Linked DNA regions of Homo sapiens: region 2 is linked to region 1. The links are chromatin contacts, found by Hi-C or POLR2A ChIA-PET in ENCODE. All regions are on one chromosome and are shown on one strand. The core of a region is the stretch at or near the end of the contact, and the rest is flanking DNA. Distances in the headings are between cores, read along the strand shown.

Evidence for each region. Hi-C counts contacts between places; a loop is a spot of excess contacts on that map. ChIA-PET counts read pairs that join two places held with the same protein, here RNA polymerase II (POLR2A). Pooled maps may share reads with other maps.
Region 2: a pooled map shows a loop between it and region 1 (2.0-fold over the local background). The contact joins two enhancer-like sites. A Hi-C loop is called at or near these places in 6 of 50 pooled maps. POLR2A ChIA-PET finds 5 or more read pairs at or near these places in 2 of 52 experiments (activated CD4-positive, alpha-beta T cell and activated T-cell).

Annotation. Positions count from the first base shown.
Region 1 is chr11:128,238,924-128,244,167 of GRCh38, reverse strand. LINC02098 (long intergenic non-protein coding RNA 2098) reads right to left here. Exons shown (of 4, transcript NR_146647.1): 4 at 2,727-2,890. Among named protein-coding and RNA genes, the nearest start is that of LINC02098, 33 kb to the right of the region's middle. Within about 2 kb of position 3,312, at least 2 of the 41 ENCODE cell types and tissues checked have a DNase peak (open chromatin) inside an H3K27ac peak, as active enhancers do.
Region 2 is chr11:128,494,770-128,500,039 of GRCh38, reverse strand. All of the region lies in intron 3 of ETS1 (ETS proto-oncogene 1, transcription factor), which reads left to right. Among named protein-coding and RNA genes, the nearest start is that of MIR6090, 25 kb to the left of the region's middle. Within about 2 kb of position 2,824, at least 26 of the 41 ENCODE cell types and tissues checked have a DNase peak (open chromatin) inside an H3K27ac peak, as active enhancers do.

The DNA.
Region 1 (5,244 bases), core at 2,063-4,562:
GACCTCTGAGTCAATGAAGAGCAGAGGTCTCATAGAAGGCAATTGTGCAGCCATTATTGGAACCCACATTGGAATGATTTTCATAGCTCATTTAGTCCTGACAAGCCCTGCCTCATCTCCCCTCTACTGTAAAGCTGTCCATGCTTGGCTATTTTCCATCAGGTTTTTAGTTGAACATCTTTTGCAAGTTGAAATATTATTTAGAACATTTCCTTTGATTTTAAACATACCCAGTAAAATTTGACATCTTTAGAAAGTTGAATTTTTAAAAGCCTTCTTAATTTATAGCATCTTGATTTAAAATCAAACCTTGTGAAACAACTTAAAGAGCCCATCAGTTTTACTCAGTAACGTTTGCTGAAATAAGCATAAACAAAATGTTTTCCTCTGAAGTACATGAGGGTTAAAAGTTTGTGGTAAAAGAATTCTCAAATGGAACATTGCTTGGGACCATTTTGATTGTGTTGGTGATGCTACTGGTCTTATCTTGGATGAGAGCTGGTATAAAATTGTTTAACTTTTGCTTTGAACTCTTTTAAAACTCCAAGCATAGGTTTTAAAAGAGAAATAGCTAAAGAAAGACAACTCTAAGCAAATTTGATCTTCATCCACATTTGTACACGTCAGCATTGCTAAGATGATCACATGCGTCTTCAGGAATGATGTTTACAGCCTTTGATCTAGCGTGTAAATGAAAGGGTACATTTGCACACAGCCTCCTTAGGGTCCATGATATGAATGTGTGTTTTACCTACAGACTCAGCTACTCAGAGGTCTGGTTCAGGATACTCACCTCAAAACACAAGACACTAGAGCAATGGGAGGGAGGAGAATGGTAAGGATTGGTGGCACATTATACCCTTCAAAGGATACATTTCCATCAACTCTTCAGGAAAAATACCTGGAAACATATGAGCTTTTAGTGTATGATGATTCCTTAGGTATAGGAGTCTATGTGCACATCTTGTGTGCATGGGATCTCTTTGTTTTAGTTTTGCTCCTTTTATTTGTTTATTTTTAGCCAGCTTGTGCAAATGACAATAGCAGAGAAGTTATCATAGTCTAAGGAATCATATGCAGCTGGGTTTCATTCTCAGAACCTCTACTTACTATACTTACTACCTTTTTTCTTCTTTTTTAACTTGAGTACAGTTACCTTACCTCTCCAAAACTCACTTTCATCTATAAATGTAAATAAAAATAATCTGTCTACTCCACAGGCATGTTAAAAGACTACGTGACAACAGTGTCAATTGACTGGCACATGGTAAGTGCTCAATAAATCAATTCATGGTACTTATTATACTGAGGCCTTTCCATGCTGATAACAAGAAAAATGGCATTTTCAGTTAATTTTTTCTTAAATGTAATGAACTATAATAAAATGTAACTTAATGTGCTGAAATCTGCCCAATCTCTTCTGATACCCATGCATTACAGTACTGAAACACAATTGCCAAGCTACTACAACTGTTTTTGCAACACTGTATTTTATTTTAAAATGATAAACATGCTTGGCCAGCCAAAACACATAATTGTGAGTTACTGGATTTATTTTTTCAGTGTAGGATTTCAGTTTATTGGGAAACTAGAAGTTGTCACATTAAAAGTAAATTGTACACAAACAAATATGCAGTAATATAGTTCTGTGATTTCTTTTTTTTTTTTTGTGAGAGAGGAAGAGGAGAGGGTCTTGCTCTGTTGCACGTGCTGGAGTGCAGTGGCATGTTCACGGCTTACTATAACCTCCACCTTCTGGACTCAAGCCGTCCTCCCAGCCTCCTGAGTAGCCGGGACTACAGGCGTATGCCATCACGCCTGGCTAACTTTTGTAGTTTTTTGTAGGGACGGGGGGTTTCCCCATGTTGCCCAGGCTAACTCCAGGGCTCTAGTGATCCACCTGCATTGGCCTTCCAAAGTGCTGGGATTACCGGCATGAGCCACCACACTCGGCCGGTTTGTGGTATCTTGAACTCCTGAATTAAAGATTCATGAATATAAAGGATCCCAAATCTCTGCTTAGGGATTTTTTTTTTTTTTTTTTTTTTTTTTTTTTTGAGACGGAGTCTCGCTCTGTTGCCCAGGCTGGAGTGCAGTGGCGCTGTCTCAGCTCACTGCAAGCTCCGCCTCCCGGGTTCACACCATTCTCCTGTCTCAGCCTCCCAAGTAGCTGAGACTACAGGCACCCACGACCAAGCCCGGCTAATTTTTTGTATTTTTAGTAGAGACGGGGTTTCACTGTGTTAGCCAGGATGGTCTCGATCTCCTGACCTCATGATCCACCAGCCTCGGCCTTCGAAAGTGCTGGAATTACAGGTGTGAGCCACCGCGCCCGCCCAGGGATCTTTGTAACTGACATTAAAACGTAAATACTGATGTTCACATTAAGGAGCGTTTTGGCATATCATCATTACTAATGTATATTTTGCCCTTTGATTTGAAATCAATGAGTTGGAAAAGCATTTGTGTGTCTCACAGGGTATCTATAACAGCATGGATTAACATTTTGGGGTAAAACAAGTATGGAACAGTTTTTATGAGTTCTTTTTTCCTGTTAACTAATATTCACATCAGTGAAAACTTTGAATTCTCATCAATCTGTTTAAATTTTCTTATTATAATTAAGCACAACACATTTTCCCTTTTTTTAATTGACGTATAATAATTTTACAAGGTACATAGTGATGTTTTCATACATATCATGTATAGTGATCAGATCAGGGTAATTAGCATATTTATCATCTCAAACCTTTATTATTTCTTTGTGTTGAGAACATTTTCTTACAAACAGTTTTTCATGAGTTGGGTGGTTTTCTAGGAGAGACACTGAGTTTAGGCAGACCCGAGGAAAGTGAAATGAAAAGATCAGGGGTAGTATCTCTTGATGAGGCTGAAATACAAGCATAGTGAAAATTTAAACACAAGGCATTTTATTTCTTTCGATGATATTATAAAAAGAAAATCATGACTGAGTGATTCATAAATGAATAAACATTATTTTATTCACTTTTTTTTTTCTGTACAAAGTCCTGATTCCTGATTTTCCTATGACCTTATGTTCTTCAGCAGCACTTGTTTTTACAATTAAGAGCTAATTACTATCCTGGACCCCTGGAAACTTGTGAACTTTCCAAAGGTCATTATAACTTAGTATCGGCTAAATGCAGCTCGAGAAGGCCCAAATGAAACAAAACTTAGAAACTGTGTTCTTAATCTTGTTTATCATTAATCTGGAGACAAATGGACTTTATCTAGTTTATACGAAAACTCAGGCACTGGAGTCTGTGCACACACACACGCATGCACGTTCATGGTCAAATGTTTTGCCGAATCAGCTGAATGAAATGATTCATGGGAGGCAAACTTCTCTGTCAGCTACACATCAGATAATTGATGCTATTTATAATAGAAATGAAATAGGAGGCTAAAAACTAACAAAGAAAAGAATTCCTTGGAATTGCCGTTGTTTTCTTTGGAAGAAGGGAAGGAACCAGTGACTCAGTTTGGCAATACATTGATCTCATTAGAACAATGCCAGAGCATGGAGTAAAGCTGAATATATTGCAAATAAGTGTAACATTGAGACATATTTCACAACGGACTGTTTCCTAGCAATCAGATTCAGTATAGGGAAAGGGCTGTGACAAATTCAAACAGGGGAGAAAAGAGACCAAACACAGAATGAATCTCTTCTTCTTCTTCTTTTTTTTTTTTTTCTTTTGAGACAGAGTCTTGCTCTGTCGCCCAGGCTGGAGTGCAGTGGCGTGATCTCGGCTCACTGCAAGCTCCGCCTCTCAGGTTCACGCCATTCTCCTGCCTCAGCCTCCCAAGTAGCTGGGACTACAGGCGCCCGCCACCAGGCCCGGCTAATTTTTTTGTATTTTTAGTAGAGATGGGGAGAATGAATCTCTTCTAATCCCTTTTAACCAAACCCAAGAATCATGCCAATATTAAGAAAATGACAGAATGCTTTCCAGGTTATTAGAAATGTACTGTGAAGATGACATTTTTGTATGACTATGCAATGCAGATTATACAATATTTACTACACAATGTAGCCATAAGACTAAAAGAAAAGTTAACTATGATAATAGGTTTTATACATTAAGCACCTTTTATTGTTTTAAATATCTTATGTAATCTAAGTAAATTAATCCTCACAACAGACTTGAGAGTTTGCAGTATTACTTCTTTTGCAATTGTTGTGTAGGAGGTTTGGAGATGATAAGGATAAAAGGAAAATAATGTAATCTTTAATTCACAACACACCTGAAATGCAAGGGATGTGGTATTCCTTACAAATACCCAGATGACCATAATGAAGACACATGTATCTGAAATAACTTTGGTAGAGGAAAAAGTTGTTTCTTTGTAGATGAAAAATATTTTATAGAGACTTAAATTTTCATCCTGGGTTCATTCATTTCCAAACCTGCTTTTCCATAAAGTCTGTGAAATAGGAGACGTAGGAAGCCTCACGTCTACCGTTCAGTGTGCCTTTTGACCCCTAGTTCTCAATCCAGTGCTGGATGGGTGGGGTGTTCTGAATCAGAACCACCTACAGGAGCTTTTTCAAACCACACAGTCCCCCCATTGGCAGGAGAGATTCCATGCTCTGAGAGGAAGACAGAACCAGCTGAGTTATTGTATCAAAGGGGCTTCAGAGGAATATGAGTGTGCACAGCAAGGACAGTGCTATTCACCTCTTGTTCTTCATAAATAGAAAGCCTGATAGGACAGAGTGCTGATTCACTTCTAAGTGCCCCTTCTGACATCAGAAGGTGGGCTTTGTTTGGGCCCAGGACGAGTCTCTCAACACTAAAGTATTTCCTTAGTGATCTCATCACTCAGGGCCACCAGAAGACCCCATTAGAAAAGCTGAGTGGCACATTCTCACTGAAAAAGCCACAGGGAACTGCAGGTGGGGGACTCAGAAACATTCAGGGAGAGATGACAGACAACCTGAGACTATATAGAAGGGCTAGAATTCTAATTTGATACATACATCACCTGGAATTAAGTGTCCTGTTAATAGAAGACATTTGGAAGTTTCAGAGTGAGAGAGAGAAAGAAAGAGAAAGAGAAAGAGACATAGAGCAAGCAACTGTATGTAGATGGCAATTATAATCTTGATTTCAAAGACATCTTCCTTGTTTTATGACTGTTCCTTATTCACAGCTTCCTGTTTCTGTTATGAGTGAAATATGTATACTTGAATTTTGAAGATCTCGATTTGAGTGATCT
Region 2 (5,270 bases), core at 1,575-4,074, 260 kb before region 1:
CCCTCACTGGAAGAGGCCTGTCTCTGTGTTTGTTTCCTGCGTGGGAGGGAGAGGCAGGCCTTGAGAAAACAGTTCAAAAGTGCAGAAAAACTTTACCTCTTCCAGCCTAAATAAACGGGCTCTACTCCATTTGTTTGCCCAGATTTTTCATTTGCCCATGGAGAAAACTCCTCATCGTACACCTTGCCCAGCCTGGCCTTCTTGGTGATTCTCAGCACCACTCTCCCGATGCCTGTTTTACCCCCCGACCAAGTGCCAAGTGGGCCCCGAGCCGAGGTTTGACCAGGCCAGTTCTGGGTAGGACGTGCAATGGAGCCTGCTGTCGGTAGAGAGTCTCGGGGATTGAGGTTCTTCCCTGCTACAGAAAGAGCTTTTTCTAGAATGAAAATGTTGGAGAAAATGAAAAAAGAAATGTTATCATGCCCCATCATTTTTGCCTCATTTGCTTTTAATTCTGTGAATAGGTGCAGGGAGAAAACACGTGGCTTGCGTGTCTGAAGATGTGGGATTGAATCCTTGTTATATCACTTTACTGGTTTGATAATCTTAGTTAAGTCACTTAAGAAACATTTGTGAGCCTCAGTTTCCTCACCTACATGATAAAGATAATAACTACAAGTGCTTGTTTTGAAAAATCATATGAGAATATTCAAGAAAATGCTTTCTAAAAGATACAGTTCTAGTCAAATAGCAGGAATGATAATTATAGGTGGGAGTTAAGTGAAATTAAAATAAATTGGTTAGCCCAATTCATCAGCATCTGCAAGATCTCAGAGGATGAGGCCTCAAAGGCTATTATGTAAACCAGAATTAGTGGAAGCTGGGATTATAGCAAGATGTAGTTGTCAGATATTCTCCATTGTCTTCCTGGATGGGGTTATCCTATGTCATGTTGGTACCAAAAGCCGTATGATCCTGTCATGAGAATTTTAGTGAAGGCAGGGCAGGAGTTTTCCTCATTCAGAAGTGTAAGATGTGGGAAGAACCAATAGGATGCAATGTGGTTCTCTGCAAAGCCATGGAGACGAAAGAGCCCAACTCATTCTTTCCTCCTGAGTAATGTAGAGACCATGGCTCTGTGTTTTTCAGATAAAGAAGTCACACTGTTCTGGGACATTTAGGAACTATAAAGTATGTCATGTGGTGGGAGTCAGGTGTAATTATCTATGCAGGAAATGCTTTGAAACATGTGAAGTACTTTGTAAATGGCTTGAAATGATCATTTAAGAAGCTTAAATGATTCTTTAATGTACCCTATGGAGGTGGTCCTTGCACACAGGAATCATAATCTCAATAGCTAAAACTTCCTTTTAAATTGCTTGAGTGTCGTTAATTTAGAGGCCCATAAATGACAATTAAAACGCAGCTTGGGTTTTGGCAGATTCCAAACACATAGAAAAGAGTTCTTAGCATAAAATTATACTTTTGCTTTGTGCCATATTGATTCTAAAGTGGAACTCTTAGGACGTTTTTGCAACCAAAAGGCATCTTAGGTGCATTGGATTCATGTAGTTCTGAAGTGTCACGGCAAACATATTTTAGATGCTTATTGCTGCAAAAAGTATTTCCCGTTAGCAGATTGGAGGATGCAGAATAGGTAAGAAATTAGTCTATTCTGTTAGAAAAAAATGCCAGTTTCAGGGGATGTCAATTTCCATTTATATCTCAGAATCTGATTTTTGCGTTTGTTTTTCTTATTTTCTCAGTCGCTTATTTGTACCTGGAGAAATTGCCAGATTCCTTCTTGATGTTTCTGTAAGCATTGGGAAATAAAATCTTTTTTTTTAAGTCTTTATATTTTATAAGATGCTTTTCAGTATAATCAAGTAGCCAATGATTTGTTGAGCACCTACTATGTCTTAAGCTTTGGCATTGTCACACATAGTCCACTTAATCCTCACAGCATGGTGGGTAGAGCATCCTAGAGAATGAAAGCGAGCTTCATCTGAGGGGCTTTGAGACCTGGTTTATGTACCTTCACTTGCCAGGCTGCTAGAGAAAAACACATATTTAAAAGCCTTTCCAGCAGGACACATTCATTCATGTATTTCCTATTTTAGGCCATTTGCCCAATGTTTAGGGTGGGAGATTTGAACTAGTCTAAGGAATGAGCGAGAAAATTTAGCTACAGGACCAAGGGGGCAGTTCTGCTTTCTGGCTGGGATCCTGGAACGGAAGAGCCTCTCTGGGTTTCCCTGAACACCTGGAATTGATTTGGGTTTTGCTCTGACTTCGAAACATTTGCTGAGGTGGAGGATGGTGGAGGAGGTAGGAAAGAAATAAATCCAGTGATTAAAAATAGCTTGTGCATGTCAGGTGCCTGAACGAATTTGGGAACATGCCTGCAATCCCTTTTGTCTGGCAGGTCTGAACTCCGGCGCTGCCGAATTACAACTGCTTTCATTTGTTTTTCCTGCTTCCCTACCATGTAATGGTCAAGGGCTCATTGGAACCATGTGTGAGCCTGGTGAGTCACCAAATCCTCAGGACTTCAGTGGTAATAATGTGTTAAAACTCCTTTTGGGGGATGGGGCAGGAGGTGGATGAAGGGAAGAGGGAGAAGTCTGAGGTCACTTCCTACAGATGTTCAGTGTGCTGAGCCCTCTCTACAGGCTTCTTTCTCAGGCCTGGCTGCAGGACCTGAAACCAGCTTCTCCATGCAATTTGGAGCTGCCTTGCAGGAGACCATCTCTTTTGTCTTAGGGCAGCTTCCCTCTGGGGAGAGGCATCTCCTCTGAGTTGGCACATTGTACCCAAAGAGCGTGCTTTCCCTAGTGACTGTGTGCATTGGCAGCAAACCGAGATACTGTAACTTGAGACTGGCTTGCATTTTTGGTCAGTCAGGTCACTGGAGGGTGAATTGGGGATTTTCTCTGCAGCTTCTTCTCCCTTCTTTGCAGTGGTTTTTACTGGCTGGTGACTTCGAAAGGGTTAGGTATTAAAAGAAGTTCAGAAACCCAGTTGTATGTTTCCTAACTCATATGAGTCTCTTCCAGGTCTCATAGTGTCCTGTTGTTTGGGACAATAATAGACGGTTTGGTTGGGATGGGTGGCCTCAGCATGGGCACTGAGTCATTTATTGCTTCACTCTTGCTGGAGCCAAGAGTCCTGCGTGTCCCCCATTGTGTTGTCACATCATTGGGTTTATGAAAATACAGCCGAGGGGCTGAGGAGGGACACTTCCCTCCCTTCTTTGCATTAACCTTAGCCAGAAGCTTTGTGGATTATAGTACCTCCCTAAGCTGGAAGTCCTGCCTGCCCGGTTTCTAGTGCCTATCACAGGAATCACTTACCACTCCCTTCTACTCTACTTCAACCCTGCCTTTATATGAATGAGAGAGGGCAATAGAGACTGTCTTTCTTTGAGATTCCTTTGCACATTCTTCTGAGATCATTAGCTTTTTTATCAGGAGAATCCTCTTGTAGACCAGTGACCACCCTCCAGGGGTCATCAACTTCAGAAGCAGAGCCGTCAGTGTGGCTGCAGCCATTTCTCTATTTGTGTTGGTCTGAAGGGGTAAAGGCACCTTATCTCCTAAACTGGGACTTGTTGTCGGCAGTTTGGCAATGATATTACCTTTCACACTGCCCTTCTGTGCTGGCCAGAACTCCGAGCCTTTTTATTTGTTTTGTACACTTTAGTTACAGTTGTAAGTTCATGAGGATGTTGACCATTAAGAGGAAATATCACTGCAGCCTTCTGCTTGTAGGAAATGGAAGTCCCTGGAACTGGCTTACCATCTTGATTTGAAATCATCTCTGTGATCCAACATTGGCACTTTCCAGATCATGACAGTGTTGCTTTGAAAGAAGTTCTGTGGTTCAAGTGGGCCAATGCATGAAATATAGACCTAGATTTAAGCATGAGAGAAAGTAACTTGAAGGCTTTTTTTCTTTTTCCTTGAGTTTATTTGCCTCTTATTGAACTTTAACTCTATGATCTCCCTTTATCTAAAAAATATCCTTGTGACAATGAAATATTTGTGGGTGAAATGACTTGTTTTCTGGGATTAGGTGTATAATTCTTCTGCGTGTGTGTATGGGTGTGCATGTGTGTGGAAGATGAAATAAAAACGGGTAGTATTGATAAATTTTGAGTAGAGTTTCTCTCTACTTTTATGTATGTTTGAAAATTGCCAAATAAAAAATGTAAAACTCTATGAGGGATATAGACACCACCTATGAACAGACCTCTTTTCAAAGTGAATTGAGTAAGTGACTTATCCAGTGTGTCTACACTAATGGCGTATGTGAAATCAGAACCTATGGATTTTGATCAACAAGTTATCAACAATGCACGCCCCTCTCTCTCTTTTTTCTTTGTCTTTAGAATCCTATCTTTCAGTTTGGAGAACTGTTCTTTTATCCTCTCCATGTGGACCAGAAGGTTTATTCTTGGTTTACTTTTACTTTAAAAAATATATTTCAGTAAGCCTTTATGTAACAAATTAAACTTCTGTTATATGCAAAGTTACCCATTAGGTTGAGTCAGGGTTGGACAGAGAAGGAAGCCAGGTTTTCACTTAACTCATTTGCTTCATATGGAAGGAAGCCTCAGTTGCCTGAGTGCCAGGAAAAGAAAAGATTATAGTTGATTCTGTAAATGGCTCTTAATTATGTTCTTACGGGGCTAGCTGTATGAAACCCTGGGTTTCTTGGAATAGTTTTAAGTTTTTAATCACTCCTAAAATCTTTCAAAATAAGAAAGGAAAAGTCCCATTTTTTTTTTCTCAGCTCTGAAAAATGTTAGTTTTCCTGGATATCTGATCCATTTCTGTTTGCAGTGGAATAGAGAGAAAGACCCTGAACTTTAAGAGTTAGAAGACTGGCTTCTAGCCCCAGCTGGTCCCTCTTGGCCTTGTGACTTTAGGTCAAGCTCTTGATCTCCCAGGGCCTTGATTTCCTCATCTGTGAAATGGGGACCTTGTGATACCTTTCCAGGCCCCTCCAGTTTTATGTTTAGAGGATATTTTGGAATAGTGTATGTGAAGAGTCTTGGCAAACTGTAAAGCATTTCTCAGGTATAAGGCATATTACTCACTCTTAGTATTTCTTTCATGCTGCTATTGAGTGTGACCATACCCAACACACATGACTGGTATCATAATCTGATGGGGTTGGGCCCAGTTCAATGGTCATGCAAAACTGGGACATGCACCTTGGATTTCTTGTCCTTGGCTGTATCCCTCATCTCCTAACCCTAGGATCCCAGACGCTCCAGTCTTCACATGATCATTGATTGAGAATAGTGAGAGCATAAACTCGTGAGG